2 separate regions of the Homo sapiens genome follow, and region 1 is linked to region 2. A link is a loop called in an ENCODE intact Hi-C map of the cell type or tissue named here. Cell type or tissue: gastrocnemius medialis. All regions are shown on one strand. Links, peaks and the distances in the headings refer to the core of each region. The heading gives the core; the rest is flanking DNA. Region 1 has its middle 25 kb from the start of MYBPC1. Region 2 overlaps GNPTAB (N-acetylglucosamine-1-phosphate transferase subunits alpha and beta).

Region 1 (17,292 bases), core at 4,773-12,772, 190 kb before region 2:
CTCCCAGAATAGTACCACATTCCCTAGGCTGCTCATCAAGCTTGTGGCTGGCAGTTGCAGTCTTAGCAAAATACAGTCTTCTAGGATGTCTTGCCAGAAAGACCAAGGCCAGGGCTGGCTGAGGCAGTTGGAGCAGATTCACTCAAGTCAGAGATCCAAGAGCAGGGAACACACAGACACTGTGTACCTATGCAGGAAAACTATATCAGCCTGGTGACAAACAAACAAAAACCCTAGAAGCCCCTGGTCCTTAGTAGAGCAGACGAGTCCCCTCAGAACTGGCTCAGCTTCTTTGTTAGTCACCCAGGCCCCTACCCTTTGCTCTGGCCAAACCAGCCCTCTCACCAGTCCCTGCACACACCATGACATACACACCTGCTTGCCTTTGCCCTGGCTGCTTTCTCTCCTCCACATCCCTCCAGCCTCACCTGAAAAACTTGCTTGATCATTCTCTTCTCTCCTTCCCACAGAATGTGGAATCACTGTCCATTCTGCATGGGTACATTCTTCCTCCAGAGCACCTACCACCCTGTACTGGAACTATTGGGTTTTCTATGATGACCCTAACTAGACTATCACCCCTACTCATTTTTGTTTTTCTTTCACCCAGCACAATCATGGATAAATAGCAGGCATCCAACACCTATTCATTGGCAAGAACTGCAAAATACATGGAGAATGAAAACACAGGGGAAAAAAATCACTTAGTGACATCCAAGGATAATTGAATCCAGTATCTCAGTAGTGCACAACCAATTATAACACAGAATTAAGTATAAACCTAGGTCATGCTCAAATGTCACCCAGAGGGTTCTAGTTACAAGAAACATAAAAATAACTATGATAATAACTTCACCTAATTTAATCTCTGCTTTCCATGAGCTCAAACATAGTAATATATGCTACTCTGATATTTTCTTTTTTCTTCCCTTTTTATGCTTTCCTTTTTCTCCATGTTATTCATAAGTGAATTGACTGCATATTTAACTATACATTTTTTATTAAGCCCCTATTGTTTGATTAGCCCTGTTAATTACAGAAATTACATTGTAATTATAATAACTCTGCTGGTAAGTGATGGAGCCAAGATTCTAAATCTGAGCATTATAGAAATTGCATTGTAATTTGTAATTTATTTATTTCTTTTCTTTTTTGAGATGGAGTCTCGCTCTGCCCCCCCAGGCTGGAGTGCAGTGGCGCAATCTTGGCTCACTGCAACCTCCGCCTCCTGGGTTCAAGCAATTCTCCTCCTCAGCCTCCTGAGTAGCTGGGATTACAGGCACCTGCCACCATGCCCCGCTAATTTTTGGCCAGGCTGGTCTTGAACTCCTGATCTCAGATGATCTGCCCGCCTCGGCCTCCCAAAGTGCTGAGATTACAGGCATGAGCCATCATGCCCGGCTGACATTGCTATTTCTGTAATGCTCAGATTTAGAATCTTGGCTCCACCACTTAACAGCTGAACCAACTTTCAGGAAAATGCTTGACCTCTCTGGCCTACAGTTTCCTCATCTATAAAATGAGCATGCATTTAATAATACCTTCATCAGGAGTTTATTGTGAGGATTAAATAAAGCTGTTGATCATTGCCATCAGCATGAAAACATTCTCTAGAATCTTTCATGTAAAAGCAAAACAAAGCCTGTCTTGAGCATTGTCTTTGAGCTGCCTCTCCTTCACACATGACAGTGTCTTGAGTCATTGGAAGCTGATGCTTCCACTTCCTCACCTCCGTCTCAAGTCACTTCAATTTGGTTTCCTTTCCTCCTATCCACTAGGACTCACCAAAGTCACTGGTGACTTCCATCATGCCAAATTCAGCAGTCATTTCTCTAGTGTTATTTTCATCCCTCAACAGCATTTGGTACCTTTGGCTTTCTTTCTTTTAAAACTTTTCTTCTTTTCAGCTTCCCTGCTATCATACTCTACTTGTTTTCTTTTTAGCTCTCAAGCCTCTACTCCTCAGTCCCCTTTACTAACTCTGGTCTGCCTGTAAATTTGGAGTCTCAGAGTTTGTTCCTGGGCCCGCTGTCTTCTGTAGCAGCAGAATTTTAGGACATCTCATCTGGACCTGTGGTTCAATTGATATGCCAATGACTCTCAAATCAATACCTCCAGCCCTGAACTCTTCCCTGAATGAACTCTAGATTCAAACAGTCAACTGCCTACTTAATCTCTCCACGTGGATGTCTGTACCAGGCATCCCAAACAGCATGTCCAAAACAGAACTTTTTACTTTTTTTCCCCAAATCTGCTCCCTCTTCTGTCTCCCCCATCTCAATAAATGGCAATATCACACATCCAGAGACTCATGCTAAAAATTTATGAGGTCCTTGATTTCTTCTTTTTCCCCCACCTCCCTACATTAATTCATCAGCAAACCCTGTAAACTCTAATCTCCAAAGCATATCCCAAATATTACACATCTGTCCATCCCCTTGCCACCAGTATCATCCAAGCCAGCTAGACAGATGTAAAAACCTGTTAGCTGATCTCCCTGATTCTGCTGCCACCTGCCCCATAAATCCAATCTCATCACAGCAACAGCAACCAGAAAGTCTTTTTTTTTTTTTTTTTTTGAGACGGAGTTTTGCTCTTGATGCCCAGGTTGGAGTGCAATGGTGCGATCTTGGCTCACCGCAACCTTCACCTCCTGGGTTCAAGTGATTCTCCCACCTCAGCCTCTTTGTTAGTTAGGATTACAGGCATGTTATCTGGGATGTTTGTTATAGGCATGTTTGTTAGCTGGGATTACAGGCATGCACCACCACGTCCGGCTAATTTTTGTATTTTTAGTAGAGATGGGGTTACTCCATGTTGGTGAGGCTGGTCTTGAACTCCGGGCCTCAGGTGATCTGCCCACCTCGGCCTCCCAAAGTGCTGGTATTACAGGCGTGAGCTACCGTGCCCAAACCAAGTCTTATTTATTTACTTATTTTTTTAAAAGTCTTGCTCTTGCCTAGGCTGGAGTGCAGTGGCATAATCATGGCTCACTGCAGCCTCAACCTCCCAGGCTCAAGCAACACTTCCACCTCAGCCTCCCCAGTAGCTGGGGCCACAGGTGTGTGCCACCACGGCTGGCTAGTTTTTGTATTTTTTTTTTTTTGTAGAGACGGGGTTTCACCATGTTGCCCAGGCTGGTCTCAAACTCTTGAGCTCAAGCAGTGTTCCTACCTTGGCCTCCCAAAGTGCTGGAATTACAGACCTGAACTACTGCACCTGGCCCAGAAACTCTTAAAAAATAAAATAAATCATTCCATTTGTCTCAGTTTGTGCTGTTATGACAAATTTCCATAAACTGGTGGCTTACAAACAACATAAATTTATTTCTCACAGTTCTGAAGGCTGAGAAGTTCAAGATCAAGGTGCTTGGCCAATCCAGTATTTGGTGAGGATCCACTTCCTGGTTTTACAGATGGCCATCTTCTTGAATCTTCACATGCTGGAGTGCGGAAGGACGGCAAGCTCTCCTGTCTCTTGTCATAAGGGCACTAATCCCATTCATGAGGCTCTACCCTCATGACCTAATCACCCCTGAAAGACCCACCTCCTAACACCATCACATTGGAGGTTAGGATTTCAACATATGAATTTTGGGGAGACATACACATTTGGTTCATAACACTACTCCTCTTCTTAAAACCTTCCAATGGAAGGTTTTAAGTCATTTATTTTCCCCTACACTTAGAATAGACTCTGAAATCTTTCCTGAACTTCAGAGTGCTGCAGGATCTAACCTCTGCCCATCACTCCAACCTCATTTTGTAACTCCCTGCCTTCCCCTAAACTCCACTCACACCGACTTCCTCCAATAACTCAAACTTGTTCCCATTTAGGGACTTCGCGTTGTCTGTTCCCTCTGCCTCTTCCAGAAACAGTCTTCTCCTTGATCTTTGCCTAGGGATGTGAAGTGTGGACAAAGATGTAACAATAATAAATCTAGAAGGGGGAAGTTCCGTACATACCCATCTCTGCACAGAGTTGCATTTAAAGAAGCTAAAGTTGGCCGGGCGCGGTGGCTCACGCCTGTAATTCCAGCACTTTGGGAGGCTGAGGCGGACAGATCATTTGAGGCCAGGAGTTTGAGACTAGCCTGGCCAACATGGCGAAACCGCATGCCTACTGAAAATACAAAAAGTAGCCGGGTGTGGTGGTGCACACCTGCAGTCCCAGCTGCTTGGTAGGCTGGGGCAAGAATCGCTTGAACCTGGGAGGCGGAGGCTACAGGGAGCTGAGATTGCACCACTACACACCAGCCTGGGTGACAGAGTGAGACTCTGTCTCAAACACAAAACAAAACAAAAAAACAAGAAGCAAAAGTCAACAGAAAAAAAATTATAAAAGTCTTCCACTTTTGCTTGCATCTCTCAAAGAAATTTCAAAAAAAAAAACCCAAATGCATATTTCACTGCAGCACTTATTAAAATCCTCTCTCCTGTCTCATCTACCTCCTTTGCACTCTGCAGTTGCAAACCTTTCTCCAGCATCTCCAAACGTCTAACATCCATTCCCAGAATGTTTTCCTTTCACTCTAACTCCTACTACCTCCATCCCCAACTTTTTCTTTAGGCTCACCTAGCTTTCCTTCCATAAGCAAGAATCCTTCCTCTTTAGGAGTCTGGGTGCGGGGAGAATGCCCTTTGACAGGCCAGAGAGGAAAGGAAAGCTTTCTTTCCTTTTACGTGGCTTTTTCTTGAGTCCCATAACAAGGATGTTTGGCAACCTGTAGGAAAGAATGTGTCATAGTCAAATTAAGGGGAGACAACCAAATTAGGAGTGGAAAGGCACATGAAAGGAATAGCAGCAGGGGGGTTTGCCAGGGTGGAGGGGAGGAAGGGATGACTCAACAACCTGATTGTAACTTAAAATACCACCTCTACTCTATTGATATGTCTGTTGGATGTTACGCATGTGGTAGAATTTTCACAGTTGCAAAATTAATTCTATCCGTGAATATAAGGTGATTTGACATCTTTGGAGTAGATGTTATTGCTTAAATTTTTAAGGGTCACATGTGAAAGTGAGTTACTGAATAATCAAATTGAGAAGAAACACATTACCAGATTTTGCTCGAAATGCATGAACAAGCTTATTGTTGTGAGGAGCAGAGAAGATGAAAGACCAGGGTGTTAGCGAACTTATTTTCTCTGAGGTTTGGAATATAGGTTTGCAGCCTGACAATCTAGAGTCAAATCTCACCTCCACCTTACTTCCCAGCTCTGTGACCTTGGGCAAACTACTTAAACGTTTATTCCTGAATTTCCTCATCCGTAAAATGAGGACATTAATACCTACCACATAGGACTGCTGTACTTGATAAATCATTGTACCAGTGACATTATCACATTCACCTTGAGTTGGAGAGTTAAGAATGGTTTCTTTCTTCTATTAAACCTTCTGATGATATAGAGCTTGAGCATTGTAACTAAATCTAAAGGGAGTGAGAAAAAAAACAACAACAAAGGGGCTGGGAGAAATTTTCATTTGACTGAGCTGTTACTAGCTGGGATAATAGAATCATAATATATGACGAGCAAAGACAGCACTGCAGATTTTTGGCCAGGTATTCACTGAAACCATTAGCACTTCGTATGTCAGAAGTTAAAACCTAACCCCATGAGTGAGGCAGTTTGAGCCTATATTTATAACTGCTCTGGAAGTCTGGTGCTGAGATGAAAGATCCTTATTCATTTGGGATCTTAGTCAAGTTCATGTAAATGGAAGGAAAGGGAGGAAGACTCCAGTTAACTGGTGCTAATCTAAGACAGGACTTGGGATCGATGTCTTAACTTGCCACAGAGATATTTTCCAGAGTGGCTACCAAGTAATGTTGAACTTGGAGGGATGTAAATATTGTCCAACAAAGTATAGTGTGGCTTGTTTATTATTTTTTAAGGAGTGGCTTTCTCTTTATTAGTATTTTAAATTTATTCTACTGTCTCTGTCATAGGAAAGGCTTGAAGGCTTGAATATTCCTGAATTGCTTATCTGCAAGGAAAGCTGGCTTTGGGCATGTGTTCTTGGTAATGCTAGTTTTCCTTTTGCTCTGAGGACAAAGTTGGCTAAAACCAAGTGTAACTGGAGTTATTAAGATTTTCTTACTGTACCTGTCACCAGCTAATTCAGACGCCCACTCTGAACATGTCACCAGTCCTGTCTAATGTCTCCTTAGGCAGACCATTATAAATGCCGCAGAAAAACAGGGCGAAACATGAGTTTTGGAACAAAGAGGCTTTTAAAGAGGAAAGCAAAGCAAGAGAATGGAAGACCCCCCATTCACTTGCCTTTTGGTTGGGGTTTTGCAGTTGCATCAGACTCCGGGCACTTAAAACACTTCACTGTCATCTGTAATAGGATAAGGCAAGAGAGGTTCTTTGTTCAGGGTTCAAGTGCTCTCTCGTGACCATCTCAAAATAACCCTGAAGTGTAATACAGTAGGGCCTCACGTAACTAAACCCACAAGTCTCGGACCTGTCATCATTGTCAACCCAATTGTTCTCTCCTCCCCTCTTAGGCAAGCAAAGCACTTGGATAAATTTTTCTGTCAACACTCAAAGTTGCATAAACTCCTTATTTTTACTTTTCCAAATCCAGTAGGAGTTTCTCTGCCAGTTATAGGGAAATATATAGAAGGCGGACATATCAGGTGCTTCTCTTCCAAATAAGCTTTCCTTGTGGCTTACGCTGTTCTTCACTTGGATTTGAACCCGATCAGCGGCTTTCCTTTCACCAAAGGATCTTATTTTTGTAATTTGTCGGACTTTGCAAGAATTGTGATATTCTCAGCCAGCCCTTTCTTCATAAGGCAAGTGTGCCACTGTTCAGCGTGTATTTATTCCATTAGCCAAGTTATTGCACTGAGTTGAGCATTAAAGAAATCTGATCGTTTCCTTGGTCTCTATTTTGGAAGATGCTGGAGATTTATCCTTGGCGACATGTAAACAATATTTAAACAAGGCTAACAAAGAGAAAGTGTTGAGATAGGAAGGTAAAACTGCAAATGTTTTGTTTCAAGTGACATCAAGATGCAATAGAGGAGATGAAAGAGAGGACATTATAAAACGGGTCAGTCTCTAGAGTTAAAACAACACAGAAAACAGCACATGAAATACATGTGTATAGAACGGTGTGAGATTGACAGAAAGGAAGGAAATACACCAATGACATTGAATGCATGGGTAATGGAATTTCAGATGATTTATTTTTTCTTTTCTATATTGCATGGGATTTTAAAATTTCTATAGCTTTTCTATATCTTGTCTACATCTACGTGATTTTACATAATCTTTGCCATCTTTTGCAAGTGCTTTTTGTAGAATAAATTCCTAGAAGAGGAAGTGTTTGTACAAACTAAAGTTTTTAGAAGAGTATAGGCCATTTTTACTTTAGAAATACAGCAAATTTAAATAATAAAATGTTATATAGATAAAACTTCTAAAACTTTTCATTTTCTTTTTAAAATTACTTTTGTCAGTTTCTTTTTTATCCTGGTTACAAGTGGTACACGGTATAAAAAATAAAAACTGTTACCAAGTTAATAAGTAATCCTCCATATTATTATTAACTATAGTAATAACTTTATGGGTTCTATTATAATCCTGGACTCTATCATAATACTGTTATATTACAGGATGTTATTATAATGCTGTTTTGCAATTTGCTTGTTTCCCTCAATGTATCTCAAACACATTACTCCATGTCAATATGTATAATTCTTATCATTTTGATGGTTATATGCTCCTTTGTTTGGGAGAGGGAAGTTTTTTTTCTTTTTTTTAATTTAATTTAATTTTTTATTTTATTTATTTATTTATTTATTTATTTATTTTGAGAAAGGGGCTCACTTTGTTGCCCAGGCTGGAGTGCAGTGGTGCTATTGCAGCTCACTGCAGCCTCAAGCTTCCAGGCTCAAATGATCATCCTACCTCAACCTCCCAAGTAGCTGGGGCGACAGACACATGCCACCTCACCTGGCTAATTTTTTTTTTGTTGTTGTTGTTGTTGAAATGGGGTATCACCATGTTGCCCAGGCTGGTCTTAAATTCCTGAGCTCAAGCAGTCCTCCTGCTTTGGCCTCTCAAAGTGCTGGGATTACAGGCGTGAGCCACCATGCCCAGTGCATATGTTCCTTTGTATGTACCATTTTAATGTACAGCAAATATGTATAATATATTTAATCAAACTCTCATTACTGGACTTTGGGCTTTTTTTAGCAATTGCAAACAGTGCCACAGTGAACATCCTTTTACATAACTTTACCACTTTGTGCACAGAGATTTGTAAAGTAAATTTTTAGAAATGGAAAAATAAGTTTCCAAATCAGGCTGGCGAATGGGTTAAGCAGCCTTTCCAACTTATCATGACCACAGGATGATCATTTGCATATCCTATAAATATCCATATATCTTGCAGACTGCATTGTCTGAAGAGACTGAATTTTGTTGGAAAAATGCAAAGTATGTTTTATTTTCAGTTTCCTCACCAGTAGATGGCACCTAGTCTTCCTTTATGATGGACTAAAATCCCCTCTAACTTCATTGCATTCCCAACATGTCAGTGAGCCTGCACTAACACGGCAATGACCACATCACATACAAATGCTCCTCTCTCATTCCCCTTATCCCATGTTTGTATTGTTCTAGTTCCAGGATGCTGATACTTTAAGCCCGAGGCTCTAACTTGAGCAGGAAGAGTTTATTTTGGGATGAAGAATCTTCCCCCATAGGAGGGCCTCTCAACCAGTGTCTCTCTTTCTCTGTCTTTAGAAACCAGGAAATTCTAGAGGAGAAAATTGGTTTTCTGCATCTGCAGAATGACTTCTTTCTCTTAAAAATATCAGACTCATATTTTGGCTGAATTTACTCCGTTTATAGAGGGGACTGCAGAGTTGCAAGGACTTTAAGGTTTTGTGTTGAGAGTGGTTTTAGTCAATTATATTAAGAAAATTACTCTTGAATATGTGAAGTTGATGGGATGAATATATACATAATGTCCATTTCATTAAAACTATAAATATGTGCATTAAAATGGCCATGGAGGAAGGCAGGAACTGCAGACTCTAAGTGGGAAAAACGTGATAACACATCAGTTTGTTTTGTGTTGTTCTCTATGTGCAGGTGTTAGTTTTCTTTAAAAAAGAAAGGCTGAGTGTAAGAGTTTAATATTCTTTATTTTTTATTTTACTTGTGGATTAATTTTTGAGACAGGGTCTAGCTCTGTCACCCAGGCTGGATTGCAGTGGTTCAATCATAGCTCACTGCAGCCTCAACCTCCTGGGCTCAAGCAATCCCCCTGCCTCAGCTTCCCAAGAAGCTGGGACTGTAGGCACATGCCACCATGGCCAGCTAATTTTTTTTTTTTTTTAATGTAGAGATGTTACACGCTATGTTGCCCAGGCTGGTCTTGAATTCCCAGGCTCAAGTGATCCTCCCACCTTAGCCTCCCAAAGGGCTGGGATTACAGGCATGAGCCGTCACACCCAGCCTGCCCTTTCTATAAATATGGATATGTCCTGACAGAGTTCTTGTCTCAAAGAACATTTCAAGCATGTGAGGCTTTCTCGGAGTAGATAAGAAAGACGAGCTTTTGGGTATGTTTGGAAAGGAAAAAATAACAAATTTATTATACATTTGGCCAACTATGCCATGTGTGAAAATTCTTTGAGTCCTCTGGGGAAGATTTTGTACCACCACATATGGGATTTGCTTATCATCACCATAGCCTGCAAAAGTATAGTTCTTTTAAAAAAATCCAGATCTGGTCGGGTGCAGTGGCTCATGCCTGTAATCCCAGCACTTTGGGAGGCCAAGGAGGGGGGATTACTTGAGGTTAGGAGTTCGAGACCAGCTTGGCCAATGTGGTGAAACCCTGACTCTACAAAAATTATCCGGGCATGGTGGTGTGCACCTGTAATCCCAGCCACTAGGGAGGCTGAGGCAGGAGAATCTCTTGAACCCGGGAGGCGGAGGTTGCAGTGAGCTGAGATTGCCCCACTCCAGCCTGGGCAACAGAGAGAGACTCCATCTCAAAAAAAAAAAAAATCCAGATCTTCTTCCCCTCCTCTTCTTTCCCTTTCAACCCCAGATAGAGCATTTAAGGTTAGAGTCCATTATAGAAGAATATTTCATAAACAATTAGGTGATATGGCCCAATAAAACAACAAATATCTTTGTTTTTGTTCTCATTTAGGTTGACCCCTGTGCTCCAAGAACATCATGATATTGTTATTGGGAAAAAAATAAGTGGTGAATTTTCCATTTAAGAAATTAAATAATGTAGAATTATTTGCTCCCTTATTTATGCAAACACATTTTCTTTTTTTTTTATTTTATTGTTTTACAGGTGTTTTTCACATTTTCTTTTTTAGCTACAACTTTGGGTTTTAAAAAAATCTGCTTGTTCATTCTCTGTCTGATATAACACTAAAATTTCACCTTACTGTACCTTGAGATTTTAAACGAAAGATATATGGTAACTTTGGTAGGAAATGGGAGAGAAAACTGATTTTTAGTATGACTTATAAACAGAATATGATACAATGCTCAGCTTGGTATTAGGCTGTTAAAAGTAACCATAAAACTGTTCAGTGCAGAATTCCTTTTATATCAGCTTTCTTAGTGTATTTAATGTTGATGGTTTTAGATCATTAGCAACTTGACAAAAAAGCTGACGTGTCAATGAGCAGCCACAAATGAAGAATAGGCCTTTTGAAATTATAAAGTTATTGGGTTTGATGGTGTTATATTTACAGTGGCCTTTTCGAAATACCCCTATTGCATAAAGCGAGCTACATCTGTGGGAATCATTCCTCTGGACCAATCAGCTACAGCTATTCAGCCCTTAAAAGTCTAAAATGGGTAAAGGATTTAATAGACATTTCTCCAAAAGAGACATAAAAATGGGCGACAGGTATATGAAAATGTGCTCAACATCACTAATCGAAACCACTGTGTCGCCTCACACCAGCTAGGATGGGCTATCATAAAAAAGATAAGAGATAACAAATGTTGGTGAGGGTGTGTAGGAGAGGGAACCCTTTTACACTGCTGGTGGGAATACAGATTGGTGTAGCCATATAAAAAAAGCAGAATGAAGGTTCCTAAAGAAACTAAAAATAGTACTACCACATGACCTAGAAATCCTCCTTCTGGGTATATACCCCCCAAAAATGAAATCACCGCTTTGTAAAGATATGTGCACTACCATGTTCATTGTAGCATTAGTCACAATAGCAAGATATGGAAACAACCTAAGAGTCCATTGACAAATGAATAGATAAAGACACTGTGATAAATCTATACAGTGGAACATCATTCAGCCTTAAATAAAGAAGGATATCCTGCCATTTGCCATAACATGGATGAATCTGGAGAACGTTATGCTAAGCGAAATAAGCCAGACACAGGAAAAAAAATTTTTTAAAGAATATATGATGATAGAGAATAAAGCACTGGTTATCAGGTGGAAGGGGAGTGGTTACTGAGGGAGTAGGGGAAGAAATAGGGAGATGTAGGTCAAGGGGAAAAAGTTGCCAATGTGTAGGCTGAATAAGTCTAGAGATCTAATGTGCAATATGTGGAATAGAGTTAGTAATACTGTATTTAGGATTTTTGCTAAATGAGCAGATGTTAGCTGCTCTTGCCACACACACCAAAGGGGGTAATTATGTGAGATGATGGGTATGGTAATTTGCTCCCTATAGTAACCATTTTATTGTCTATATGTATCTCATGACGTCATGTTGTTTACCTTAAATATTTAGAATAAAATTTATTTTTTAAAAAAGTCTGACTGTTGAGAGCTGTGGTTGCAACTCTGGGCTGCACGTTTTCTCCCCTTTAGGAGAATATTAATTTAAAAATAGTTGTGCCAGAGCCCCGCCCCACTCCATGCCAATTAAATCAGAATATGGGCTTGGGCAAGGCAGTGAAGCTTCAACATGGGTGTTTAGTAAAAGTTGCCCTGGAGATTCTGACATGTAACAGGGTTGCAAATGACCTGTCTAATTTTCTAAAGAAATTTCCCATTTTATATTCCATGAGCAAATTCAAAGCATCTGGTTAAGATCTGAGGTATGTTTTCCTCTCTTCCTCAGAAGAGGGCAACTGGACTGTATTAATGATATAACCAAGACAGTTGAGGATAAAAGAGTCTGACATGTAAAAGTCTGAAGATACCCACACAAATTCATTAAAGAAAGTAAATTTTCTTGCTGAGAGTGCCTCACTGCTATTATTTATGACATCATCCTTGCAAGTGTTTTTTTCTCCTTCCAGAGTCAGTTTCCTAAGAAAAGATGAAGCAGGGGATTTGGCTTTCTCCAGTCTCTAGCCCCATCACCCATTTCATAAGCTCTAATGATGATCTGAGCCATTGAAACTTACACCTGGAGGACATTTGCCGTCAAATGGAGTTCTCCTAGTTTAGGTACTGGGCAGGCATCTTATTTCTTCCCAGCTTTCGTGGCTGAGCATAGGAAATGGTACAGCACAGGGGTAAGGAGTGGGCATTGGAAACAGACAACCCAGGTTCAAATTCTGGTTCCTCTACGTCTGAAACATGTACATATTTGGGCAAATTACCCAATTTCTCTGAAACGTGTTTTTACCATCTATGAAAAGATGATGTTAATTTTTCAAGGATATGGTAAGGATGAAATGGAATTATGCATGCAGAATATAAGCATTAAATAATATATGCAAAATGCTCAGGAGAGCACTCGACTCACAGTAAGTAGTCAAGAAATAATAGAAATAAACTACTATTTTAACTATCTTTAGCCTCCTCCACTTAACTGAATGACAAAATTAACCACCTCCCTTTACTCTCTCTAAAAAAACATAGTGACTGACTGACGCCACTAGCATTCTGGGCTACTCTTAAGTGTACTGGCTTTCTTCTCCTACCAGTTGAGTCAGTTATAGGCTTATCAAGAGTATTATTTGTTCCCAAACCTGTTTATGCCAGTTATTTTTGTTGTTGGAATTTAATTAAATATTAAGTAAACAGATGAAATATAAATGTGGAGAGTTATTTCTATAAAAACTAGGTTGAGGCCAAGAGCAGTGGCTCATGCCTGTAATCCCAGCAGTTTGGGAGGCCAAGGCGGGTGGATCACCTGAGGTCAGGAGTTTGAGACCAGCCTGGCCAACATGGTGAAACCCCATCTCTGCTAAAAATACAAGAATTAGCCAAGCGTGGTGGCGGGCACCTGTAATCCCAGCTACTCAGGAGGCTGAGACAGGAGAATTGCTTGAACCGGTGAGGTGGGATTTGCAGTGAGCCAAGATCACACCACTGCACTCCAGCCTGGGTGACAGGAGTGAAACTCTGTCTAAAAAAAACTCTAGGTCGGATGCATAAATACATTCAAATTGCAAAAATAAATGTCAAAGTAGGTGTGGTAAAACAATCAGGGTAACAGATGTTTTTGATTAGGGACTATCTTATATTGGATAAAAGGACATTTACTAAATTATGCTTTTCCAAAGGTTCACACTAAGAGAAAGAGGGAAAAGGTGATTTTCTTTCCTCAGGACGATCTCTTTCCAGTCATAATTAGCATGGGATGGAAAAGAAGGTTTTTCCCTTGCTTTGGTATTTTTAGTACCAAAAGTTTTAATATAAGAATAGTATAATGACACTTTTTTCTGTGAGTATAATGACCCATCATCCAGCTTTAATAACTGTCAACTCATAGCCAATATTGTTTAATTTATAGTCTGCCAAGTTCCCAGCTTCCCATATTATTTTGAAGAAAATATTATATTTTGAAAATTGCTTTTTTATATCTAAAATAGTTTGTTGTTCCAATTTAAAATGTTAGTAGAGAGTAACATACATGTGGAAAAGTGTGAGTATATAATACGCGTACAGTTCAATTAATTTTTACAAACACAATAATTGATATAACCAGCCTCTAGAGAGAGAAACAGAATATTATGACTTAAAATAGCTAAAGTTAACTTTTCCTGTTTTGTTCTTCATAAGATGGAATCATATAGTATGTTCCTTCTGTGTCTGGCAACTTTTGCTTAGCATTAGTTTTGTGAGATTCATCCATATCATTCATTCTCATTGCTATTTAATATTCTCTTACATGAATACACCATAGTTATCCACTATACATTGTGATAAAATTGAATTATTTTCAGTTTTTGATGTCGTGAGTAATGCTGTTATTTGTCTTCTCATGAGCATAAGAATGCATTTCTGTTGGGTATAAACCTGGAAGTAGAATTGCTGGGTCACACTGAGCTTTTTGTAAATGCTGTCAAGCATTTTTTCAAGTTGGTTGTCCTAGCTTCAGCTTAAAAATATTTGCTCTGTGTTGTTAGCCTGGAAGGTTCAGACAGCCGATCCACATAGCCCTTAGGATTAGAAGGATCTTTGTGGAAAAGTTCTTAATCCCATATAGGAAGGTATAAGAGGTATCATGATATCTTTGATACCATCTCTCAAACTTCTCCATCTTCAGGAGCTTTCTGGAAAAAAATTAGAATTCTCTTATTGAGATTATAGAGCAGACCCAAACTTCATGGGACATGGCCAAGGTCCTGTGTGGAGGGCTCAAGATGACATGCAAACTGTAGAATTTTTAACATGCTGTTGGAGATTTAGGACATTTACATAAAATTCATTTGGATGTGACTCTCTAGATCTTCTACTTGAGAAAGTATGCTTGGAAATATGTCCCAGGATGCAAATTGCATACAAGCAAAGATCTATGAATGTAACTGGAGACTTGATCTATATGTTGAATTATGATAATCTCCATTTGTCTCTGACAGGAAATGACCATGGTGTAATGGTGGAAATAGACTTAGTAGAGCTTGGAGGATGGTGGAGTTAATGAGGAGTCAAATCTCCTAATCTGCATGATTGGGGTGAAGGTGGGACTATTCACCTGATGAGAAAAATGGGAGAAACAACAGCCATTCTGTGTAGCGAATGCAACTTTGACCCTAAGAAATCCTTTATGCAGGTGGAGACACAGCTTCTTCAACCAATGAAAGAAATAATATCTGGCTTCTTGAATAGTTTCATGGTGCCACCAACAAAAACTATCATAGACCAACAATGGCAAGATGGCATCGGCAAGAATGAGCTGGTATGAAGAGGTGCTCAACCCATCCCACCACCATGGGAAATAATGTGGTAAACCGCCACTAGCATAACTGTTTACTTGCCTGTCTTCCCCGAAACTATAGGTTCTATGCAGGCAACACTCTGGATCTTCTTCTTTGTTGAATAGCCAGTGCTAACACTGTGCTGGGCCCAGAAAAGGTGCTCAATAAAGGGGTGTTGAGATGAATTGAATTGAAATCCCCTAAAGATTGGCCACAGAGTCTTAGTTATCTCAGGATGCTGGTGGAATCAAATCAGAAGCAAGAGATGCTCCCTATGCGTGGAAGGTTTAGGGTGCTGTGGAGGCTTTTGTATGCGGAAAACGTTGTTCAGAGGTTTACTTTGGAATACACAATAGGTATTAAATTTATTATAATTATACATTCATAAGCATAATTTTTAAAACTTTTAAATTCAGCTTAAACATCTAATTATTATTATTTTTTCTGGCAAAGTTTATCCATCACTTTTTTTTTTTTTTGAGACAGAGTTTCACTCTCGTTGCCCAGGCTGGAGTGCAATGGTGCAATCTCAGCTCACCGCAACCTCTGCCTCCTGGGTTCAAGCGATTCTCCTGCCTCAGCCTCCCGAGTAGCTGGGATTACAGACATGCGCCACCACGCCCCAGCTAATTTTGTATTTTTAGTAGAGATGGGGTTTCTCCGTGTTGGTCAGGCTGGTCTTGAACTCCCAACCTCAGGTGATCCGTCCTCCTTGACCTCCCAAAGCGCTGGGATTACAGATGTGAGCCACCATGCCCAGTCTATCCATCACTTTTGAGAAGATATAATAATATTGTTTCATTTACAAATCTAGTTAGCTAAAGCTAAATAATCTTTCTAAAACATCACATCACTTTAATAGGCTAGATTTTATAAGTTTAATATATTTGTTTTCTTTTTAAATATTTTGCTTTTATGAACTAAATGAGTTCTTAAATGCTTAACTGCTGTGCATGTACATGTGCATAAATGAAAACGCTCTGAAATATGTTAATGCTGCCCATAAATTTAGTGAGATTTCAACTTAAAATCAAAAGTATAAATTTTTTTTAATTTTTTATTTTTTGGAGGCAGGGTCTCACTCTGTCTCCCAGGCTGGAGTGCAGTGGCACAATCTCTGCTCATTGCAACCTCTGCCTCCCAGTTTCAAGAGATTCTAATGCCTCAGGCTCCTGAACACCTAGGATCACAGGTGTGCGACACCATGTCTGGCAATTTTTTTTTTAATTTTTAGTAGAGATGGGGTTTTGCTTCGTTGGCCGGGCTGGTTTCAAACTCCTGACCTCAAATGATCCGCCCACCTTGGCCTCGGAAAGTGCTGGGATTGCAGGTGATAGCCACCGTGCCTGGCCAAAAGTATAAATTATTTACACAATTACACATTTTAAATTAGAATTACAAGACTGTCTCTTAACTAGCACAGTACAAATGTCTAATATTAATGCATTAGTTTTGATTCTCTGAAAATTTTCTACACATAGTTCTAAATCTTTCTGGGGTTTTAAAAAATGAATATTCAATGAAGATGATTACTGTACTAGTTAACTGAGGTTGCCCTCTCACCCCAATTAATGAAAGTCATTTAGAACTAGAAATTTTGTCCAGACTTGAGACCTACAGCTCCGGAGATGCTTAGTGATTCTTCTCTCTACTCCACTGTCATCCTGAGCTTCTTTTTATAAACAGTGTGTTTTGGGCTTTGACACTTGAAAGAAGGTTGTCCTTTAATCTGTATCACCCAATTCTCTGTCTATTCTCAAGTAGCTGTAATTCGAAGCCAACTTCAAACCAGTTTGCTCATTTGCTTGCATTTTGTGTTTCTTCAGCTCTTAATATATGTGCATAGGTTTGTCATTTACAGCAAAGACTTTTAAACTTGACAGGATTTGTGTATACATAAATTATTTTCCATTAAACTTGAAATACCTTAAACTCAGTGGGGTCCTAAGATATGAAAATGCTTTTCTATTTTGCTTGATGAACACTAAGGACAATATAACTTTCAGGAATATCTTAAATGACACCTATGACTTCTTCATACTTGTGGTCCTAACTCATAAAATCATTCTATTGATACATCTTTGAAAATTAAAATTCTAAGACTCTTACTTGTGGTCCCTTCCCCTCCGTAATCAATAGATTTATACTCCGAAAGCCCACTGCA
Region 2 (14,856 bases), core at 6,819-14,818:
GTAAAGATGCCCATTCCCCTCCTTCAATCCTTTTTCTTCAGAGTATTTGATATGTGAATAGCCTAATGAGGACTCTCTTATCCCTTTCTCTTTACCTCACAAATCTCCCTCCGACTTCTGGACACTCACCTCAAGGAGGCTGCGTGTGTACATGCATGCAGAGGAAAGCCCAGGTGTAGAGGGGCTGACAAGGAGAGGAGGAAGGAGGAGAGAGGAGGGAGAACTCCTAGCGATTGAAAGAAAGATAAATGGGAGCTACTGGTGTGAGTGGGACAACACAACGGAACCGTGGGATGTCTGAAGACACTGTGCTCACTCAAGGAAGCGTGAAAGAGAGGAAGAAAATTGGAGACCCATAGAAAATTAACATTAGATAAGGATTCTAGATGGTTTTTTGGTTATAAATACTTAGAGCTACTTGGTTTTAGCCTGATATCTACAAGTTAATCTGTTGAGTTCCAGATAAAAAGAATACTGGTAATGGATTTAGAAGAGAAATGAATAAAAGACTGTTATATTTGCTGCCTGAATATTGTGAAACATATTTAACATATTCACATATGAGCTATAAGACAATAAGAGAAGTTAAAATTTTGATTGTAAATGTGTATCATTTTCTAAAACATTCAGATGCTAGTATACCAAGAAATACCATTTAATACCCACATAAAATATATAAAACTTACCTGCTCAGCAAAAAATGAGAATATAGTAAACATAATCAATGTTGCTAGTACACAATGGGTCCAAAACTTCAATTTGTCTCGATAAGCCCTCCTGTGCAGAGAGAAGAAAGCAACTATGTACTTCTGTATATGGTTTCACTACCATTAGTTAAGCATTATTTATATACTAGTTCTATAAAAACAATGTTGGGAAACACAAAAACATTGTCTTGCAATTCTAAAATGCTCACACAATATACATTTCCAACACGAGTTCAGATTTTTTATTATGTCATAGTAAATATTATACTTGAATTAGTGAAGTTATCCAGGCAGGAGAGAGGACTTCAAAAGAAAATTACTTCTGGCACTTAAACAAAACCACTCTTTCATTCATTTTTATTCACTCATACTTATTTATTCACTCAGTTTCTTGATAAATACTTCCTGCGTATATGGAGAGATGAACAAGATGAAGTCCCTGCTTTTAAGTGTTTAGAAAACTGAGGCGTTGCTGACATGCTGACTGATGACTTGCCATCACATAAGACACAGAAATATGCATTATCAAAAGCAAAGTCATGTGAAAAACTTAGAGAAATGAGGACAGTGCCACAGAGATGGTGGCATTTCCTGTAAGCCTTGAAGGGGACAGGAAGCATATGGATGAGAAAGAGAAGGAGCAGTAGAGTGGCACGGTGGCCAGCTGGGCCCTACAGGACTGAGTGGAGTGAATCCATGCGGCAGCATGGGGGGAACTAAGCCAGGTGAAGGCGAGAGGGTATGAACTGCAGCTGCTTTGCAAAACCACACCGTGGGGTCTGGACAGAACACTCTAGTGGGAAAGTGGATGAAACAGACAGGTGGGGGTATGTGTGACATAATCAGGGTAAACATGTTGGCCATTTGAAGGATGGACAAACAAGGAAGGCAGGCAGTTTAGTTTTAGTCCAGGCATGAAAGGAAGCAGTGACAATGAAAAGAAATAAGCAACAGAAGAGACATTCCTGAGGTAGAATCAACTGGACCTGGAGCCAAGAGAATACTGAGGATAAAAAGAGGCAGTACAGCCATTTCCTCATCTGTAATTTGGAAATAATGAACAATTGGTTACGAAGATTAAATAAAAATGCTTACCATAGGTTTGGAAGATATGCTAGTAACTACCAAACTCTGGCCTCTGTGCTGAGTTACAGATTCTCATTTTCCACTGTTTGGGCGTCTCTACCTCAAGTCACACATCCAAAACGGCACTCGCCCACACACAGCTCTTCCCCCTGTATTTCCCACTTCTGTTAATAGGATCATAACCAGCTCTGTCAACTAATGTCTAGTGTCAGTGCAGTGAGAGACAATGCAGAACTAAGCAGGATGAGGAGCAAGCAACCTCCAGGGCAGGGGAATGACTGCAAGAGCACCCACACCTGATTCACACCATTTGTACAGCACAGAAATCAAGGTCCTCTCAAATTACTTTTAAGCCCACTTCTTTCTTATTCAAATGGACCCTTGAGGGTAAATTTAGTCACAAATTGAATTTGGGGAGTTAACACTTAGAACCACCTAAAGATCTTTTTCCTCTGAGTTAAGGGAAAGTGAAAACGGTGAGAAGCCATTCCTTGCCATTTCTGGGAGACAAGACCCATGATTCAGTAATAACTTCTCCTTATGAAAATAAAAACATAAAGATAGCAGCAATATTCATCCTAATTGTCTCATTTGCCCAACTCCAAGATACCGAGGAGTTCTAGTGCCAGGGTCTGCCAATTTCCCTTTTAAAGTGTCTCCCAGTTCGTCTATTGCTTTTTCTTTATTGCCTAGGCTGTATCCTTGGTTCACACCTGACTGACTGTTTCTAGGACTAGTGAAATGCTTATATACTTGTCTCCCTGCCTCCAGTTCCCAGGCAACCCTGCCCCACTCTAAGTAACTTCTTCACCACTCCAACCTCCCCACTAATACTAGTTATCATCTCAAATCATGAAGTCTGATCATGACAAACATCTAAAAAAAAAATCTCTCCTGGGGGTCCATTCTCAAAAGAAAAAAGTCTAATTCAAATACAGCCTTTCACAATCTTTTTTCTCGACACAGGACTCTCTTACACCTCTGTGCCTTTGCACATGCCATTTCTTCTACCAGGAATGCTCTTTCTTACATGGAAGTGTCATTTTCATAATTCAAAATCAAGTCCAAATGTCACCTTCCTGTAACAGAATCAGCTGGTCCTTCCTACGTACACCAGCTGCACTGAACTCTTATTGCCGCCCTCAATATACTGTATCACAATTTGCCTGGTATCTGTCTCCCTGGATAGACTGTGAGCATCTCAAGGCCTGGTACCACATGCCTTTCATCTTAGTATTCCTAGCACCTGGCACAGAGAGGCAAGCAAAGGGTCAAAAATCTTCCTAAACTGAAAGATAAAATTATCTTTATAATTAAATGTTGGCAATGGCAGTAGAATGAAAGATGAAGAAAACTTATAAAGCAGCTTTGGAATATAGTGGAATGTGCAGAGGACTGGGAGTCAGGCTGGATCAGCCACTTGCCAGCTACTTCAGCTGGAGCAAGTTACTCAACTCACATTACTATGTTCTCATCTGCAACATGGCAATAACAATACTTTTAATTGTAGAGAGTAAATATCTTGCCCAGTACAGTGTTTGGCGTACAACAGGTTCTCAAGAAAAAGGGTAGCTACTCTGACGGCAGTGATGATGATGAAGCACACTTAGTAGGTGTTGTAGGCCAGAATCTGGGGAATGGGCTGTCCAGGTTCATACGCGGGCTCCCCCATTCAGGAGCTGAGATGCCTTATGCAAGTTACTTCCTGTTGCTGTGCTGAGGATAAAATGGACCTACTACAGAGTTGTTAGAATAGTTAAATGAGAATGTGCATGAAAAGCTCTTAGTCAAGTACCATGTTACAGTTAAGTTAAAAAAAAAAAAAAGGCCTTAGTAAGGTATTGTTACTTAAACACGCAATATTGCTAGTGATTATTCCCACAGTAGATACTCAATAAATTAGCTGATTTAACAAATATAAGAATGAAAATTAGGGCCGGATACGGTGGCTCAGGCCTGTAATCCCAGTACTTTGGGAGCCTGAGGCGGGAGGATCGCTTGAGCCAAGGAGTTTGAGACCAGCCTGGCCAACCTGGCAAAACCCTGTCTCTACTAAAAATAACAAAAATTAGCTGGGCATGGTGGCATATGCCTGTAATTCCAGCTACTCGGGAGGCTGAGGCATGAGAATCGCTTGAACCCAGGAGGTGGAGGTTGCAGTGAGTAGACATCATGCCACTGCACTCCAGCCTGGGTGACAGAGCAAGACTGTCTCAAAACAAAACAAAACAAAACAAACTGCTTAACCTAATCCTTTACTCATTATAAAGTTTCCTGGTTGGTTATAAAGGCTAACCAGATAGTCTGGTTGTTGAAGTACTGAATGAAATGGCTCCTAATACCTTTCCAGGTTTACACTCCACTATTTCAGTATGAATTCTCCAACTAAGCTGGGCTAGCCCCCAAATTGCCCTGATCATTCCCACCTCCAAGCTTTTGCTCATTGTTCCCTTCTCACCACTTCTGAGATTCTGCCTTCAGGACTTAGTTTAATTCATTTTCCCCAAAGTCTTTCACTATCAGCTCAGCACATACCGACCTCATGTACCTCTCATTTTATACTAAACAATCCCTTCACTTACACATTGGTCAACAAACAGTTGAATAAATGAAGTTCCAACTAGACTGAAAGAACCCAGTTACACATTTTTTCAAATCCCTTAAAATGCAAATAAATGTCTTTCAAATATTAAACGCAATAAAAATTATAACTATACATTTTACAAAGAAATTAAAGAGCAAATAACACGTTAAAGAAATTTTGGCCGAGCATGGTGGCTCACACCTGTAATCCCAGCACTTTGGGAGGCTGAGGCGGGCGGATCACCTGAGGTCAGGAGTTCTAGACCAGCCTGGCTAACATGGTGAAACTCTGTTTCTACTAAAAATACAAAAAATTAGCTGGGCTTCGTGGCATATGCCTGTAATCCCAGCTACTCAGGAGGCTGAGGCAGAAGAATCATTGTACCCAGGAGGCGGAGGTTGCAGTGAGCTGAGGTTGCGCCATTGCACTCCAGCTTGGGCAACAAGAACAAAACTCCGTCTCAAAAAAAAAAAATAAAAAGAGAAATTTCATAAAAAAAACATTTCATCACTAACATATAGATACATATGCATGTATACACTCACCCACACACATGCATATATAAAACATGAGAATTTACCATTCCTGCAGCTCATGCATATGAAGGAAACGGTTTCGATACTCTCTTGGCAGTTCAAATTGGGAAGGTATGGGGAACATGGATTCATAGAAGTCCCTGAGAACAGCCTTCACTGTCTGAGCATCTTTATGATTGTGGTCAATGTTGTCATTCAGGCAAACAAACTTCCTGAAATAACAGAGAGCCAGGGTTATTAGTTACATATGGATAATCCTGACCTAACAAAACAAGGATGTGGATTCCAAATATATTTTAAATGGACTTATGTCCCAAGTTGGTATATTTGCTGATATGATTCTCTGGGGGAATGATATTCTATAAAATTTTTCTTTAGATATTCCTCACGTATAAAACAAGAGAACTAGGGTAGATGGCCTTTTAGCTATGGGAGTAAATTAATTTAATGACTTCCTTTTAGAGTGTCCTGAATTAATTGTTCAATAAATGTAGTTAACTGACTAGAATATTTTGTTGGCAGCTAGCAAAGACAATCAGTGGCCAGGCATGGCGGCTCACACCTGTAATCCCAGCACTTTGGGAGGCAGAGGTGGGCAGATCACCTGAGGTCAGGAGTTTGAGACCAGCTTGACCAACATGGCGAAACCTATCTCTACTACAAATATGAAAATTAGCCAGATGTGGTGGCACGTGCCTGTGGTCCCAGCTCTTCAGGAAGCTGAGGTAGGAGAATCGCTTGAACCTGGGAGGGAGAGGCTGCAGTGAGGAAAAAAAAGAAAGACAATCCGTAAGTACCTAAAACCAAGTTCTCTGAAGGCCATGCATGGTGGCTCATGCCTGTAATCCCAGCACTTTGGGAGATCAAGGTAGGCTGATTACTTGAGGTCAAAAATTTGAGACCAGCCTAGCCAACATGGTGAAACCCTGTCTTTACTAAAAATACAAAAAAATTAGCCGGGTGTGGTGGCATGCCTGTAATCCCAGCTACTCGAGAGGCTGAGGCACTAGAATTGCTGAACTCGGGAGGCAGAGGTTGCAGTCAGCAATCTTTAGATTGCACCACTGCACTCCAGCCTGGGTGATAAAGCGAGACTCTGTCTCAAAAAGATTAAAAAAAAAAAATCAAAACCAAGTTCTCTGAAATGATAGTTATATTACAAAGAAAAATCATGTAAATAATTGAGAGAGAGAGACAGTGCCTTATAGCTACAGATTATATGAATTTGATAATTTCTGCTTACTATGTCTCTAACCAAGCTGTAAGATGCTACAGTTCTGGCAAAAAAGCAGATTACAGTGGTGCTTCCTTGCTTGTTTCAAGTTCCTTTCAAGGCAAAGGTCACTAAACTAAGGGCCCATTAAAGTGGCTTGTAGGTAGGCCAATACTTTTGAAGTAGATTCGCCAAAATTAAAAAAAAAAAAAATCAAACAAACCTGATAAAGCCTTCAGATCCAACTACCAATTTATGGGAAATACAAGAGACATAGAAACTTGTTAACTAGGATTCAATCAGAGAGGGACAAAGTGTAAGATAGCTATAGAATCTATAATCAGATTTATTCATATACACATGCAAAAAATTATACGGTTAAAAAAAGAGAGATGGAGGGAAAACCCATAGATTTAACTTCAAACCAACAAACTTAAAAACCAAAAAAACACATAAGTCTTTATGAAAGTTAAGAGGAGTGAAAGGTGTACATTGACAAAGTAGTTGGTCATATTAAGGAATCATTATTGATTTTTTTAGGGTGATAATGGTATTGTGGTTATATTTTTAAGAATCTTTATATTTTGGAGATACATACAAAAAACGTGGAGCTAAAATGATACAATGTTTGAGATTCACTTAATATTAATCAGGTAGCAGTGGTGGAGTGGGTGTGTTTAGATGAAACAAGGTCAAATAGAAATGGAAGTAAATAAATATAAATCACTTGTCTTCCTTCTGAAGAAGGAAGTTTTAGTTGTAGCCTACACTTCTGAAGAAGACAAGTGAGGGGTATGTGAAAGCTCATTCATCTTTCTCTAAACCTGGAGACTGCTTTAAATTAAAGGATACTAAAGAGCTATGTCAACCTAATATATGAGCCTTGAGTGTATCTTGGATTAAAAACAAACAGAGGCAGAGAACAGCTATGAAGGGCATTTGGAGGCAACTGGGGAAATGCTGAAGACAGGCTATTAGATGGTATTATTTAACCAATGTTAAAGTTCTAGAATGTGTTAATGGTCTGTGGCCTGATGATGAAGCCATCACAAGCAGAGCTAAGAAATTCAGAGAAAAACAAAGCCTGGAGATTGTCTATCCCAGACTCCCTGTTAACGGGATAAACATGTCCTTAAAGCTGAAGTCAGTCTGAAGTCTAGTTTTCCATGCCTGACTTAAAATAAGCCTTCGTCGAAATAAAACAAAACAACATAAACAAGGGTTAATGATAAAATCTGTTCAGGTACACAAGAGGCAGCTGGGCCTGGCAAACTGTGGAAAAAGCCTGGCTTGCCATGTGTCTTTTTACTAAACCCCTGTCCCTTTAAGTACCATGAAAATGTCTATGAATACTCTAACCCAATAACTTTCAAATTGGCACAAAGACCTAAAAGTATAGGCTACAACTAAAAACTGCAAATTCTCACATTATTACTACACATGACGGAGAGAACTCATCAAGAAAATGGGGGAAGTCTGTACTCCCATCAAAATTGGTTCTTAAAAGCTAAAGTTATTTTAAGAAATTAAACAGTACACTTCAAGTGGAGGGAACAGCATATGCAAAGAGGGCTGTACGCTAGGTAATTATTATTGTAGCTTATGGTTTGCTTGGCTTGTGGGAAACATTTTGTAAAAAATCAAGTATTTTACTGGATTACTAAAGACACTAAATAGGTGTTAAAGGTATTTTTATTTTTTTTGAAAATTCCAATTTCTTTCTCCTCCAAACGAGAACAGGGTTTATAGAAAAAATATAATGGCTTTAAAATGTCTGTAAGGTTCACATCTTTGATTATTTATAATTAAAATCCTAATTTCAGTGAGGTAAAACTAAAGACCTCCAAATGCATTTAAAAGACCCAGAAATTAAAAATACTCCATTTTAGCTGGGTGCAGCAGCTCATGTCTGTGGTTCCACTAGTCAGGAGGCTGAGGTGGGAGGATTGCTTGAGCCCACGAGGTCGAGGCTACAGTGAGCCATGTTTGCATTACTGCATTCCAGCTTGGACAACAGAGTGAGATCCTGTCTCAAAAAAATATAGTTTATATGCCAGTGTCTTTATTTTCCAAAGAAGTTGATGAAACATCTACTTCCCACTAAAGTTAAAAACTCAAAAATGCATATTTTTAGCACATTTTATCAAACCTGCTAAAGTAACAGTTAAGGGGCTAGTAAAGAAATTGTTAAGACTTAGGTAAACCTGAAAATTTATTCATCCCCAAAGGATGGCTGGAGTATACTGGATTAAGGTTCACATTTACGGTAGCATTCCTTTTTCCTCAAAAGCTAATCTGAACTTTACTTTGAATTCCATCTAAACAACTGTTCTGGAAGTACCTTTTTAGAAATGCCATAATTCTAAAAAGGCATTTCTAGAATGTCCCAGCTGCCTGGCCTCACCTCCCCACAATGCGATCTGTCCCTGGGTCTCTCTGAACAGCTTGTTATTAATAGAACCCAGTTCTTCGAAGTTCAGGCTCATCCCTCTGCATGGGGGACCCTATCTCAACTTGCAACTCCTATCTCTCACTCAACCACCAGCTCCAACACTGCCTGCACTGTTAGGCCTTTTGGTCTGTTCCATACAGAAATAAGCTACTCCCTTCTTTCCAGTCCTTTTATTCAGGTTTATTTGCATAATTAAAAATTATATATAAAAATCAGTACCTAGGGTTTTTTCTTATGTCATCCAACTGGCCAACCACATGAGAAACGTTGGTACGAATCATTTTAAAAGCGATTTCTTCTTCTCCCATGATTTCAAACCTAATTATCAAAACATATTTGAAGAGTTTAAATAATTACATGGATATAAAAAATAAAACTTCAATAGAAAATACATTTTTTAAAACCGTAGTGGACTCAACATCCACAAAATAACTTAAACTTTTAATACTACTACAGCAAACAATCTCATATAAATTTTAGAACAGTGCTTAATAGACAAAATATTGTAGAATTATAAAAAAGCCAGACCTTTGTGATTACTCTTATACTAAACAAAGGGAGTATGCGTGTACTACTTACCTATATTTGTTTTTGTCCTTATATGCTTTGTGGATTTTGTCAGTTACTGGTTTACAGTTTGTTACTAGACTTTTAGTGACCGGTGGCTATGAGAAAATATAAGTAGATCAGATATCACATCAGAGCTGAAACTAGGGCAATTTAGTCCTAATCTTAGTTCTGATTTTTAACTTTGATTCTATGCTCTCTGGAGGTAAGAAAAACACCAACTGTGACTACATATACATCTTTTTCATCTTTAAGAACATACTGGCAAACAATTACTACCATTTATATAATAGAGTTTATAATGCATTTTTCACAAACCAAACCTGAAGTACTTTATCCTATTGGATCATGGCAAAAACCCCAAATAAACTGCTGAAGTACACAGACGAGCTGCTCTTCTGTTATCAGCCTGACTGCGTACCAGCTCTGTGTGAGGCGTCTGGTGAATTCCCGACCCACAAATAGTCTCATAGTCTCATTTTTTTTTTTTTTTTTTTGAGACGGAGTCTCACTCTATCGCCCAGGCTGGAGTGCAGTGGCGCGATCTCAGCTTACTGCAACTTCCACCTCTCGGGTTCAAGTGATTCTCCTGTCTCAGTTTCCCGAGTAGCTGGGATTACAGGAACCCGCCACCACACCCAACTCATTTTTGTATTTTTAGTAGATACAGGGTTTCACCATGTTAGCTAGGCTGGTCTCGAACTCCTGACCTCAAGTGATCCGCCCGCCTTGGCCTCCCAAAGTGCTGGGATTAAAGGCATGAGCCATCGCACCCGGCCAATTTTTGTATTTTTTAGTATAGAAGGGGTTTCACCATGTTGGCCAGGCTGGTCTTGAATTCCTGACCTCAGGTGATCCGCCCACCTTGGCCTCCCAAAGTGTTGAGACTATAGGCACGTGCCACCGTGCCCAGCCCTAGTCTCATTCTTGACCTGCTGATTCCTATCTGCTAATCCCACTAGAGCAAGTTCCTTTAAGGCTGATACCAGGTCTTACTCCTCTATTTATCTCAACTTTATTAATTTGGTAATGTTAAGTCTTAGCACATTTAGAGAATTGGCTTTTAAGTGGCACATATCCATATACTAACCCATGCCATATGCTAAACTAATCTACACGTGATAGGCAACACTCATACTATGTGCTCTGATGGCTGCTATGCTGACCTCTTTCACCAATGGCTGCCACTTGTCACACTGTGTCTCCTCATGAGGGAGGAGGTGTCCTATCTGCAGTCATTATTTATACATGGCTTGAAGATTTGCAAGATCGTAATTTTTTAAAAATACCACTTCATTCTGATTATGAAAGCAAAATCTACTCATTGTAGAAAATATGAAAAACTCTAGTGTACAAAAAGGATATTAAAAACTACCTGTGATTTAACCTACTGTCATTTCTGTTGTCTTTTGGGGTATGTGTGTTGTATATGTACTTGGAGGATTTTTATAGTTCAACTCATACTGTCTATATGGTAGTACCCATTATTTTCTCCACCTAATTTTATTATATAAGAATTTTTCGCTGGGTGCAGTGGCTCACGCCTGTAATCCCGGCACTTTGGGATGCTAAGGCAGGCGTATCACAAGGTCAGGAGATTGAGACCATCCTGGCTAACACGGTGAAACCCCGTCTCTACTAAAAATACAAAAAATTAGCCGGGCGTGGTGGCGGGCGCCTGTAGTCCCAGCTACTCAGGAGGCTGAGGCAGGAGAATGGCGTGAACCCGGAAGGCGGAGCTTGCAGTGAGCCAAGATAGCGCCACTGCACTCCGGCCTGGGTGAAAGAGCGAGACTCCGTCTCAAAAAAAAAAAAAAAAAAAAGATTACTTTGTGAAAAAGAGCCCTGAAAATAAAGCTTAAAAAAAAAAAAAAAGAATTTTTCCATTTATCAGTAAAAAATTAACAGAAAATAGCAGATTAATGGCTGTATTATATTCATTTCATCAATTCTATGATTTTCTTCACATTATAACCTCTCTGAAACTAAAATGTCTCTTATAATCTATACTCTTTCAATTATTTCAGCCAAATGACATTCCAATGCAGTCGTGTGTTAATCACCCACTGCCCCTACTGGTAAAATGGAGTAAGTGCCAGCATTAAAGCAATTCAGCTTTGATGAACGATGATATTCCATGTGATGAATATTTCCTTGATGGTTAAACCTCAGGATTGTTCTCTCTGGCCAATGAGAATACTCTGGGGCTATTTTCTGTCACCCTTAGTAAACAGGACATCCGCTTATGGAATATAAGCAACAAATCCAAATTACGCATCTATGGGGTGAACAGTAAGATTCCAAAGCAAGCTATGAATGATTCGGATTACCTGTGCTACTGTTTTGCAACAAAGACATATAAAACCATAGAGCCTGCTGCTAGTTCTGAAGTGCTATACAGAAATGCTGTAAGTAACACTTGATAAGGATGTACTTTCTGTTGTACATAAAAGTAACCCATTCCACTTACCAGGTTGGGATCATAGTAGGATTCCTGAGTTGGTGGAATATTATTTAGCTGCGTGATATCAGCAGGAAGCATTTTTGAGCAATTTATTAGCATGTGTTCCAGACCTGTCAAATCCTAACAAAGAAAAAGATGATAAATCTGTTATGCGCATTGTAAGTAATGACTGTGGTTTTAAAAATAAAAATTAAGTGAAAGCTTCCAAAAATGGTTTAAATGCTATCTTCAAAGAGAGTCTGACTATATGATTCTTAAGATAAAGGCACTCTAAGAAGAGCAGAATGAGACAATGCCAACAAAAATATTTCATCTTCATCTCAAAGAACATTCTGGCCTCTGAGATACCCATTTACACAAGGTGGTCCAGGGCTCAGGAGAAATCATGCCCTGCAGCTAGATTCATCTGGGCACCTCCATTAGTGAGTTTCCTACTCCTGGGACTAGAGGATGCCATGAAGGAGGGGCTAGCTGAGATCTCCAGCTAGCCACACCTGAAGTCCTAGAATGAATATACCACAAGAATCTCATATGCAGGTATGGTCTGGCTCTTTTCCAGACAATACAAGATCAATCCCTACTGAAAACCTGCAAAAAGTAATTTCATAAAATACAAACCCCAAATTTGGTTATAATTCTAGCACTAAAACAGACTAGCTATGAATACCCACAGTAAATATTAAGAATTATTTTTACTTGCAATAAATTAAAATACGTAGGGGAAAAAGAGACATGGTCAGAATTAAAATTTTCTTTTCTTTTTTTTTTTTTTTTGAGACAGAGTCTCACTCTGTTGCCCAGGCTGGAGTGCAGTGGCGCAATCTTGGCTCACTGCAACCTCCACCTCCCAGGGTGAAGCGTTTCTCCTGTCTCAGCCTCCCAAGTAGCTGGAATGACAGGCGCATGCCACCACATCCGGCTAATTTTTTGTATTTTTAGTAGAGACGGGGTTTCACCGTGTTGCCCAGGTTGGTCTCGAACTCCTGAGCTCAGCTGCCTCAGCATCCCAAAGTGCTGGGATTACAGGTGTGAGCCACTGCGCCTGACCAGAATTAAATTCTCATTTAAAACATCAAAAAGTTTAGAATAAGACAATACAACACCTGCAAACTTAACGGCAGTTCGTGAATTCTGGTAGCCAGTGTTCGGATTTCTCTGTCAGACAAGACACCAGATTGATCTGTATCAACTTCATCAAAGACTTGAGATATATTCAGTGGCTGCACTGCACTCATGAGATAATAAAAATAAGAGAAGGCAAACTGCATATCCTCAGAATGGCGCACTTTGTGAAATGACGTCTTGTCAAATTCTTCAGGGAACCTGTCCAAATATAACATATTACAAACTCTGGATATTCAAAGTATGTACCGTATCTAACATTTGCAGAGATGGACTTTTTTCTTTCTCACTTAGATAATACCTTTAACATATTAGTCATCAAATATTAGAGCTATAAATTTAGCATGGTAAATATGCACATTTCAAGTAGCCTTAGTTCTGAACACAAGCAAACAACTCAAACACGAGCAAGACTTACATATCTTGCAGTTCTTGCATAACAATCCGGTCAATCATGTGAGGCATGTGAGCAGGGACTTTCCGCGATGTGAATCCAAACTTGCTATTTAGAATTTTATTTACATATCTGAGGGAATCTGCAAATGTATCTTTTAGTTGCCTCCCAGTATTTTTGCTATCAGTGAAGTATGCCAATTGTGTCTTCAATGACTCTTCTTCCTGAAAAGAGAATTCTACATGTAACTCAGCATTATGTTTAGTGCACAAGTGTACTTTGTTACAAGACATTTTATATAATGTGGTAATAACTAGTCACGAACTCTTCATTAGGAGCAAATGAAATACATGTTAACGGGTCACTTTAAGGATCTAAACTGGACTTAGCAGGACTCAACTGGATTTCAGTGCAAGTATCACCAATGTTGGTTTGAGAACAACAGCTGTACGATGGAGATCTACATAACAACAGTCACATATGGAGGGTATTCTTCAAGGACTGGTCACTGACTGTGAGATGTCAAAGCTAATTCAATGCAACATTTAGAAAATTTATGTACATATACATTTGATAGTACTTTCAATATCAAGCTATTTCTGCAGGTGATATCAAATGTGCAAGTCCTTGAGTTTTAAGCGCAAGGACTAGAAACAAATTTGGTTTCATCTTATAATAGTTTTAATATTATAAAATCAAAACCAGTCAGTGGCAGAACTAAATAGGCAAAGAAAATTGGCAAAGCATTCAAACACTTTACAGAAATATTTTTGCTTCTCAAACTGATAAAAATAAAAATGTAAGGAGACTGATATTAACTGGTGTTGGTTAGACTGCAGTGAAACAAGCACTGTTGTATACTGTTTGTGGAAATATGAAGTGGTGCAACATTTCAGAAAGACATATTTAAAGTTTATACCTGCTAAGCTAGTAATTCTACCTGCAGAACTAAAACTCACTGAAATGTAAGATATATGTACAAGAGAATTCACTGCAACACTATTTGTAATCACAAAACATTGGAAATAACTAACCTGCAGCCATTAAAAAGAATAATGGCACTGGCATGGGTATAAATAAATAAATAAATAATGGCATTTGCCCACATCCTACTACATCAAAAGGCAACTGCAGGGAAATATATGTAAATTTACACTATACATATATTTCTCTATATATAACTATACATACATATAGGTATGTTTGCATAGCTATAGAAAAATACTGGAAGAATACCCATCAAACTATTAACAGCAATTATCTCCGGGAAGGAGACTGAAGAAGGAAGAACTTTCCTTTATTTACTGTATATTTTTGAATTGTTTGCAATTTTTACTACTAGCCTATAATGCTTTTGTAAATTTAAAAAAAAAAAAAAAAAAAAAGGAAAGAGGCCAGAGGCCAGGCACAGTGGCTCACGCCTGTAATCCCAGCACTTTGGGAGGCCGAGGCGGGCGGATCACCTTAAGTCAGGAGTTCGAGACCAGCCTGGCTAACATGGTGAAACCCCGTCTCCACTAAAAATACAAAAAATTGGCCAGGCATGCTGGCACATGCCTGTAATCCCAGCCACTCAGGAGGCTGAGACAGGAGAATCTCTTGAACCTGGGAGGCAAAGACTGCAGTGAGCCGAGATCACGCCATTGCACTCCAGCTTGGGAAAAAGAGCGAAACTCCATCTCAAAAAAAAAAAAAAAAGAAAGGAAAGGAAAGAAAATGGGGGAAACTGAG

Evidence for each region. Peaks named below come from ENCODE experiments on the same cell type or tissue, not always from the same donor. Only the 100,000 strongest peaks of a DNase experiment are listed, where the experiment ranks them.
Region 1: it touches region 2 in a loop (5-fold over the local background); 37 of 110 quality-filtered maps call a loop at or near these places.

The regions. Positions count from the first base shown.
Region 1 is chr12:101,561,701-101,578,992 of GRCh38, forward strand. No RefSeq gene overlaps it. Among named protein-coding and RNA genes, the nearest start is that of MYBPC1, 25 kb to the right of the region's middle. RefSeq lists an enhancer at 4,651-4,945. In gastrocnemius medialis, for the core only: a CTCF peak has its summit at 8,484 (motif pointing right); a DNase peak (open chromatin) is centred at 6,431; H3K4me3 peaks cover 1,614 bases; H3K27ac peaks cover 7,471 bases.
Region 2 is chr12:101,748,415-101,763,270 of GRCh38, forward strand. It overlaps GNPTAB (N-acetylglucosamine-1-phosphate transferase subunits alpha and beta), which reads right to left. Exons shown (of 21, transcript NM_024312.5): 14 at 13,150-13,349; 15 at 12,713-12,932; 16 at 11,616-11,729; 17 at 9,158-9,243; 18 at 8,798-8,896; 19 at 4,958-5,125; 20 at 687-777. Among named protein-coding and RNA genes, the nearest start is that of SYCP3, 16 kb to the left of the region's middle. In gastrocnemius medialis, for the core only: a CTCF peak has its summit at 11,218; no DNase peak of the experiment used is centred there.